Regions from separate parts of the Mus musculus genome. Here region 2 is linked to region 1. Evidence: chromatin loops called from intact Hi-C (ENCODE). Cell type or tissue: gastrocnemius. All regions are shown on one strand. Links, peaks and the distances in the headings refer to the core of each region. The heading gives the core; the rest is flanking DNA. Region 1 overlaps Ccdc186 (coiled-coil domain containing 186). Region 2 holds the start of Fam160b1 (family with sequence similarity 160, member B1).

Evidence for each region. Hi-C counts contacts between places; a loop is a spot of excess contacts. Peaks named below come from ENCODE experiments on the same cell type or tissue, not always from the same donor. Only the 100,000 strongest peaks of a DNase experiment are listed, where the experiment ranks them.
Region 2: a loop joins it to region 1, with 3 times the contacts of the local background. A loop is called at or near these places in 3 of 42 quality-filtered maps.

The regions. Positions count from the first base shown.
Region 1 is chr19:56,810,413-56,813,320 of GRCm38, forward strand. Ccdc186 (coiled-coil domain containing 186) reads right to left here. Exons shown (of 16, transcript NM_170757.2): 2 at 2,583-2,908. Among named protein-coding and RNA genes, the nearest start is that of Ccdc186, 10 kb to the right of the region's middle. In gastrocnemius, for the core only: a CTCF peak has its summit at 1,276 (motif pointing left); a DNase peak (open chromatin) is centred at 1,271; H3K27ac peaks cover 201 bases.
Region 2 is chr19:57,359,683-57,362,590 of GRCm38, forward strand. Fam160b1 (family with sequence similarity 160, member B1) reads left to right here and starts at 1,327. Exons shown (of 17, transcript NM_145505.4): 1 at 1,327-1,688. The coding sequence starts at 1,644. B230217O12Rik (RIKEN cDNA B230217O12 gene) reads right to left here and starts at 1,217. Exons shown (of 3, transcript NR_040316.1): 1 at 332-1,217. In gastrocnemius, for the core only: a CTCF peak has its summit at 1,343 (motif pointing left); DNase peaks (open chromatin) are centred at 468, 1,224 and 1,737; H3K4me3 peaks cover 2,500 bases; H3K27ac peaks cover 2,421 bases.

The sequences.
Region 1 (2,908 bases), core at 152-2,651:
TTAGACATGGACACCACTGATCAATCCTCTCGAGTAGTCTTTTTATTCTAAAATACCACATCTGGATGAGAGCCCCCACCCCTGATGATACCTTCTCAGACCATGTCCTCACCATCGAGTGACTGAGTGTGCTTGAGGTAAACGGTCTCTATGTCTGTCACTACAAGAGAAGCAAGCAGACGAGAGGGAGGGCAAGAGCAGGCAGCTCTGTCACAGCCTAGGTACTCACACTCTGTTGATTTATACACCAGATTAAAAAAAAAAAAAAAAACAAAAACAAAAAAACCAAAAAGTCTCTGGTCAATTAGCCCTGTTAGGCTCCCACTGAGCACACCCACATCCTTAACTTGTTTCTTTGGTATTCTTTGTTATTTGGTATTCTTAGAAGTCATGCACACATTCCACACAGACTACTGTTCTTTTAGAGTTCAAGCTGGGTCACTGAGCAATACTACTGATGCATGAGGTAACAGAATAAAAAGGGTGGAGTGGTATTTTCCAGGATCCAGAAAGTAGATAGAGGAGCTTAGATCCACAGGGTACAAAGTTCCAGGTTCAGACAAGTCCTGGGGATTTAATGTACAACACAGTGGTGGTAGGGCTGGGTGTAGTAGAATACACACCCAGCATTAAGGTCCTCTAGCACCAAACAGGGAGAAGAGGATGAAAAAGAGGAAGAGGAGGTGAGAGAAAGAATGAAGGAAAGGGAGGGGAAGAAATGGGAGAGCAGGGCATACAGCAAGACGCAGACCCAGAAGGAGGAGGAAGGAAACGGTATTTTAAACAGGAAATTTTCAAGAGTGTATCTTAAAGGTTTAAGAAACACACAGGTAACTAGCTATATGAGAGGATAAACATAGTAGCCAGCCTGATTGTAGAATCATTTCCAAATGACAATATATACAATTTTCCCAGGAAAAAACAAACAAAAAAAAAACTCAGTAAATGGGAATTTAATCAAACATCTGGAAAAGGATGCATTTATGAAATTTTCAATAAAGGAACTGAAACTTAGTGATTTCATAAAAAAATTAAATGCAGATAAAAGTTAAGAAAACATCTAGTTGCTTACCTGAATCAACAATTGATTTATTTGAAATTGAAAGTATTATATGTAAAGCAAAAGATCAATGCAGGTTACAGTAACACTTATATGACACCTCACTATCCACAAAAGTAACACTGGGCAAGCAGAGTCTCTCACAGGAGAGAGCACGGACTCAGACTCCACAAGTTCCAGGCTGCTGCTGGGCCACTCCCTACTCTACTGCCCGCTGCTCCCTCTGCTGGGTGGACAAAGAACGTGTTTGTTTTTACGCCTAATACTGTTTAGTTCCGTCCAGCAACTTGCAGCCAGATGATTTCCTGTAACAACTGATAAAACAAGTCAGAAGCTTGGCTCTGTAGATATTTCCATCTGACCCGGACAAGTTTCTTAATCTGCCTCAGGTACCTCATAAACCTAAGGACGAGTGAGGGTAGGACGTGTTGTCTATCTGTGCACATTCCATGAGTTAACGTGTGCACCAGTCACATGGTTAATAGTAAGTGAGATTATTAAATGTATGTATCTTAAAATGTTTAAGTGCTGTATAAGCTGTCAGGATCTAAGGAAAGTAGGAAAGGGCATCAGAAATAATCACTGTGTGTGTTGGGGGGGGCGCGGGGGGTGATGGGAGTAGATCCAGACTGCAGGGGAGTGAAGAAGTTACCCCAAGCCTAGAAGGCCCGGGAGCACAGATGTCTGAGCCATGGAAGCACAGAGTGTATTAACAGGATTCCAAGTTGGATCTAAGTGAGCAGAGGTGCTCGTGAGAAGGCACTGCCGTTTCACAGACATGTGATTCCCCAGAACCCACACAAAGGCAGACAGGAGGAACGTCTCCAGAACGTTTCCTCTGGCTTGCACATGTGCAAAACCCTCACATCATAACACAGCCTTTTTCTTTAGAAAATTTAAATTTAAGAAAGATAAAATTAATGTAAAAAAAATAGAAAATGAATACCAGCAGATTGAAGTTCACTGGGAAAAACACAATGAGTGAGCACCTTTGGGGCCATCTGGTGGCTTTAACAGAATAATATGGAAAACAACAAAGCAAGGAGAGCCAGTACCTATAAAAGAGCACTCAGGGCGTGGTCTGTGTGCCCTGTAATCCTCAGCGTAGTGTAAAAGTGTGTAGTTTAGTGAAAGAGAGTATGTATTATTTTTCTTTGTAACAGATTGTAACAGTATGCCCAAACTTATATATCACTTTACTATAAAATGTACAATAAAAATACAGAATAAATCCTATTAGAAACAGGCTGAAGGAAATCAAACTTATCAAAACATTCTCCCGTTCTCTAAATTGTAAGCTTCTGAACTTAATTCGTGACTTTTCATTTCCCTTTGAATTGATTTTGACACACCGCTCCCTAGTGAACACACACTCTTCACTGCTGCTTTACTACTGTAAGCAAGCACAAATGGAAGCTGCCCAGTTACTTGGGGAAGTAGACCAACTCTGCAAGGCTGCATTCTGAAACAAAGGCGGACAGAGTCCTCTCCTCGAGGTGGGGGGCCGTAGCAGCAGACTTACTGTTTAACAGTGAGCTCCTGCTGCAAGTACCTGCTGTGCACACACTTCTCAAACAGGGCTAAGGCCTGTTCTCCTTTATTCAGTCCATTTGGGACTTGGTGGCCCTCTGCAAACTCAGCAGATAAGAGCTCAGATTCGATTTCTCCCAACAAATCGTCTGAGGCTGAAACAGTCTTCATCTCGGAAATGAGTTTCCTGGTGCAGTCTGTGTCGTAGAGGCTTGCTGAGGCCGTCTTTGGATTAGCGGCTTCTGCGGGTGCAGATGACTTTAACTCTGCCAGTATCTGTGTTACTGTCTGTTCTGGCTCCTTGGTTTTTGACACTTG
Region 2 (2,908 bases), core at 271-2,770, 550 kb after region 1:
GCCCGCCTAAACATCACTCCCTACACAAGTTGTGGCTGCAGGACATTGTGAAAATACAAACTGCCATGTAATTAGCCAGGAAAATTATTATGGTTGATAAACTGACCAAACCTCATAAGTAGTATGAATAATAACAACAAACATTGTGTGCTCTAGGATGGAGCAGGAACAAGGACCTTGAACGTGGCAAGGAACACAGCTCAATGTCCAACAAATAACAGAGGATGTTGCCAGCGTTTTAGTTTACAGAAAGCAAGGCTATGCTTACCTGCTTTTGAGCATAGCAGAAGCAAACAACCAAAGCATGAGAAAGACTCGAGTCTCCCCTTACCTTCTCTCTTGGTTTCCTCTCCTCTTGTGTTGTTACTAATGTTATAACAAGGAGGAGAGCCTGTGATCCCCGGCTTTCTTCACTGCTACATTGGTAACCTCACGGCCCAGAATGGCAGAGCTGGATCCAAACAGGCTTCTCAACCCTGCTCAGAGTTGCGGCGCCCTCTTCTGCCCTCTGCTCAACGAATTATACTATCAATAGGTATTTTTCATCCATGTTAATGAGAAATCTACTTCACCCTAATGCAGAACTCCCCGATCCTTTTCGTGAAATGCTAATACCAGCTTGAAACAAAGTTCTTCAGATTTTCAGAAGTTGCATCAACCATCTTAAAATGGTCAGTGTTTCCTCTACGCCTTGTTTAATACACATTTGCATAGTGTTTTAGGAAGCCTCCAGCCCAGGGCTCATTAACTTGAGGCTTCACTCATCGGTGTTAGGCATCCTGAATATTATTTCCTTTTCCAGAAACACACTGAAACCTTGTAGGCCACCATCCTGCGTTATTTAACCGAACCCTCATCCCACGTGTCCATTTGGCATTTCCGGGTTTTGATAAGGATAAGCTATTTTAGTCTAGCGGGATCTTCCCACCTGCATTGGATGCGGTCGAATCCCTAGCACGTGGACCCGCTGTCCGTTTTTTGCGTTCGGGATGCTGGTATTTTCCCAGCGGCCTTCCAGTCTTGCCCTACGTATGGTACGCAAGCGCAGCGTCAACACGTCGCTGCCAAATCCTCACACTGCTCTCTGGTCACCGAGAGACGAGTGCCAGCACCGCCGGGTGCGCCACGCCAGGCCCGCCCTCCCTCCTGGCCTCAGCCTTTCAGCGCCCCGCCGACCCCGCCCGCCCTGCTCTCCCCATCGGCCCCGCCCTCAAGTCGGCCCCGCCCTCCCTGCTGGCCCCGCCCTCCCCGCCCTGGCCTCTGCGCGCCCCGCCCCGCGTCCAGCGACGCCGGCAGCGGAGACCTGGGCTTCCCCGGGCCGCATCAGCGTCCCCTGCAGGCCGCGGCGGGCACGGCAGCCGGAAGAGCCCGAGCTCCTGCCACCGTGTCCGCGTCGCCGCCGCTGAGCTCCGCGGTGCCCCGATTGCAGCCGAACGACCTCGGAGCCGCCCGCCGCGGCCCCGCGTCCTCCGATCAGAGCCGCCGCGCCTCCCGCCCGGCCTCCGCCCTCCGCTCCCCGCCCGGGCCCGCCCGCACCGGCCTTCACTCTGGAGCGGCCCGGGCAGCCGCAGCAGGGGCGGCGGCGGCGCATCGAGGAGCTCTCCAGGTCGTCCCGGGAGAAGCTGCTGCAGTCCCGGGACAGGATGTTCTCCAAGCTTACGTCCATCCTGCAGCATGCCGTGGAGGCGGTGAGTCCGATTGGGGTGCGGGGGGCTGCGAGGCGCGGGGAGGGAGGCTGCGGCGAGGCCTGGGCACCCCCGGGGCCTCTGCTCTCCAGCCGGGGACCGGGCGGCTCCCGAGGCCTCCTGGCCGTTAACCTCCGGGGCTACGTGGCCAGCGCCGCGCAAGACAAAAGAACGGCGGTGCTGGTGGGCAGGGCTTGCTTTTGCTTTGGTACGGGTGAGAGAGGAGCGGCGGGGACCCTGGGGCCCGGTCCACACCGGTACCGGCTCTGCCAGCTCGGGCCCAGCGGCCCACCTCGGCCGGACCTCGGTGATCGATCTGCGGGAGTTTGCGGGTCCGCGATCGCCCAGCTCACACCATCTGTTTCCCTTTTCTTGTCTGTAATGCGCTTCCTGGAGGCTCTTGGCGCAGCCTGCAACCGCTGTACTGTGAGCCTGGTCCTAAACAGCACCGGGGGGACAGAACTCAAACCGCCAAACGTACAGCACCCAAAAACCTAGGAAGAGAATGCTTTTCTTGTCGGTGCTAAACGCGACCCTTTGCTTTATTTTACTAGCTAATTTTGGACTGAGTATCATCCTATGTGAAGAAAGTTACTGTGTTTTTTTTTTTTTAATGGCATTTTCTTTGCATATTGAGAATGGCCTAATAGTAGCACTTTCAAATTCACATGACTTTCTAAAGAAAAGTAAAAAGATGACAAAATACCACGGTGGTTTTTAGGGTCAGCTAAGAAAATTAGAGTTGTGAGTTTCAGATATGGAGACAAAATTTTAACACAATTGCTTTTTACATACTTCGTGGAATTTGGGTTTCGCTTGGTGGCACATCAAACAAGAAAGAAATGGGGTTGCCTGAGGAGCAGTGTTGACACATGGGGTAGAGAACTGCACTCTAAGATGCCAATTCTACTTTTCTTGCTTAATATGGAGTCAGTGTGCAACAGCATTGGTAAAATAATTTTTAAAACTTTTAACAACACTTATATTGATATTTTGTATTATACTTCAGACTATAAAGAGTCATCAAACTTTTAAAGTTCAACATTGCTTGATATAATGATAACTAAAAGATAACTATGAATAAATTATATGGATGAAACCCTGGGGCCTGCCGTGTTCTAGATAAAAACACTCCCACTGGATTTTATTTTATTTATTTATTTATTTATTTATTTATTTTTGAGATAGAGAATTGCCCAGTGCCCCAAGGTGGCCTTGAACTC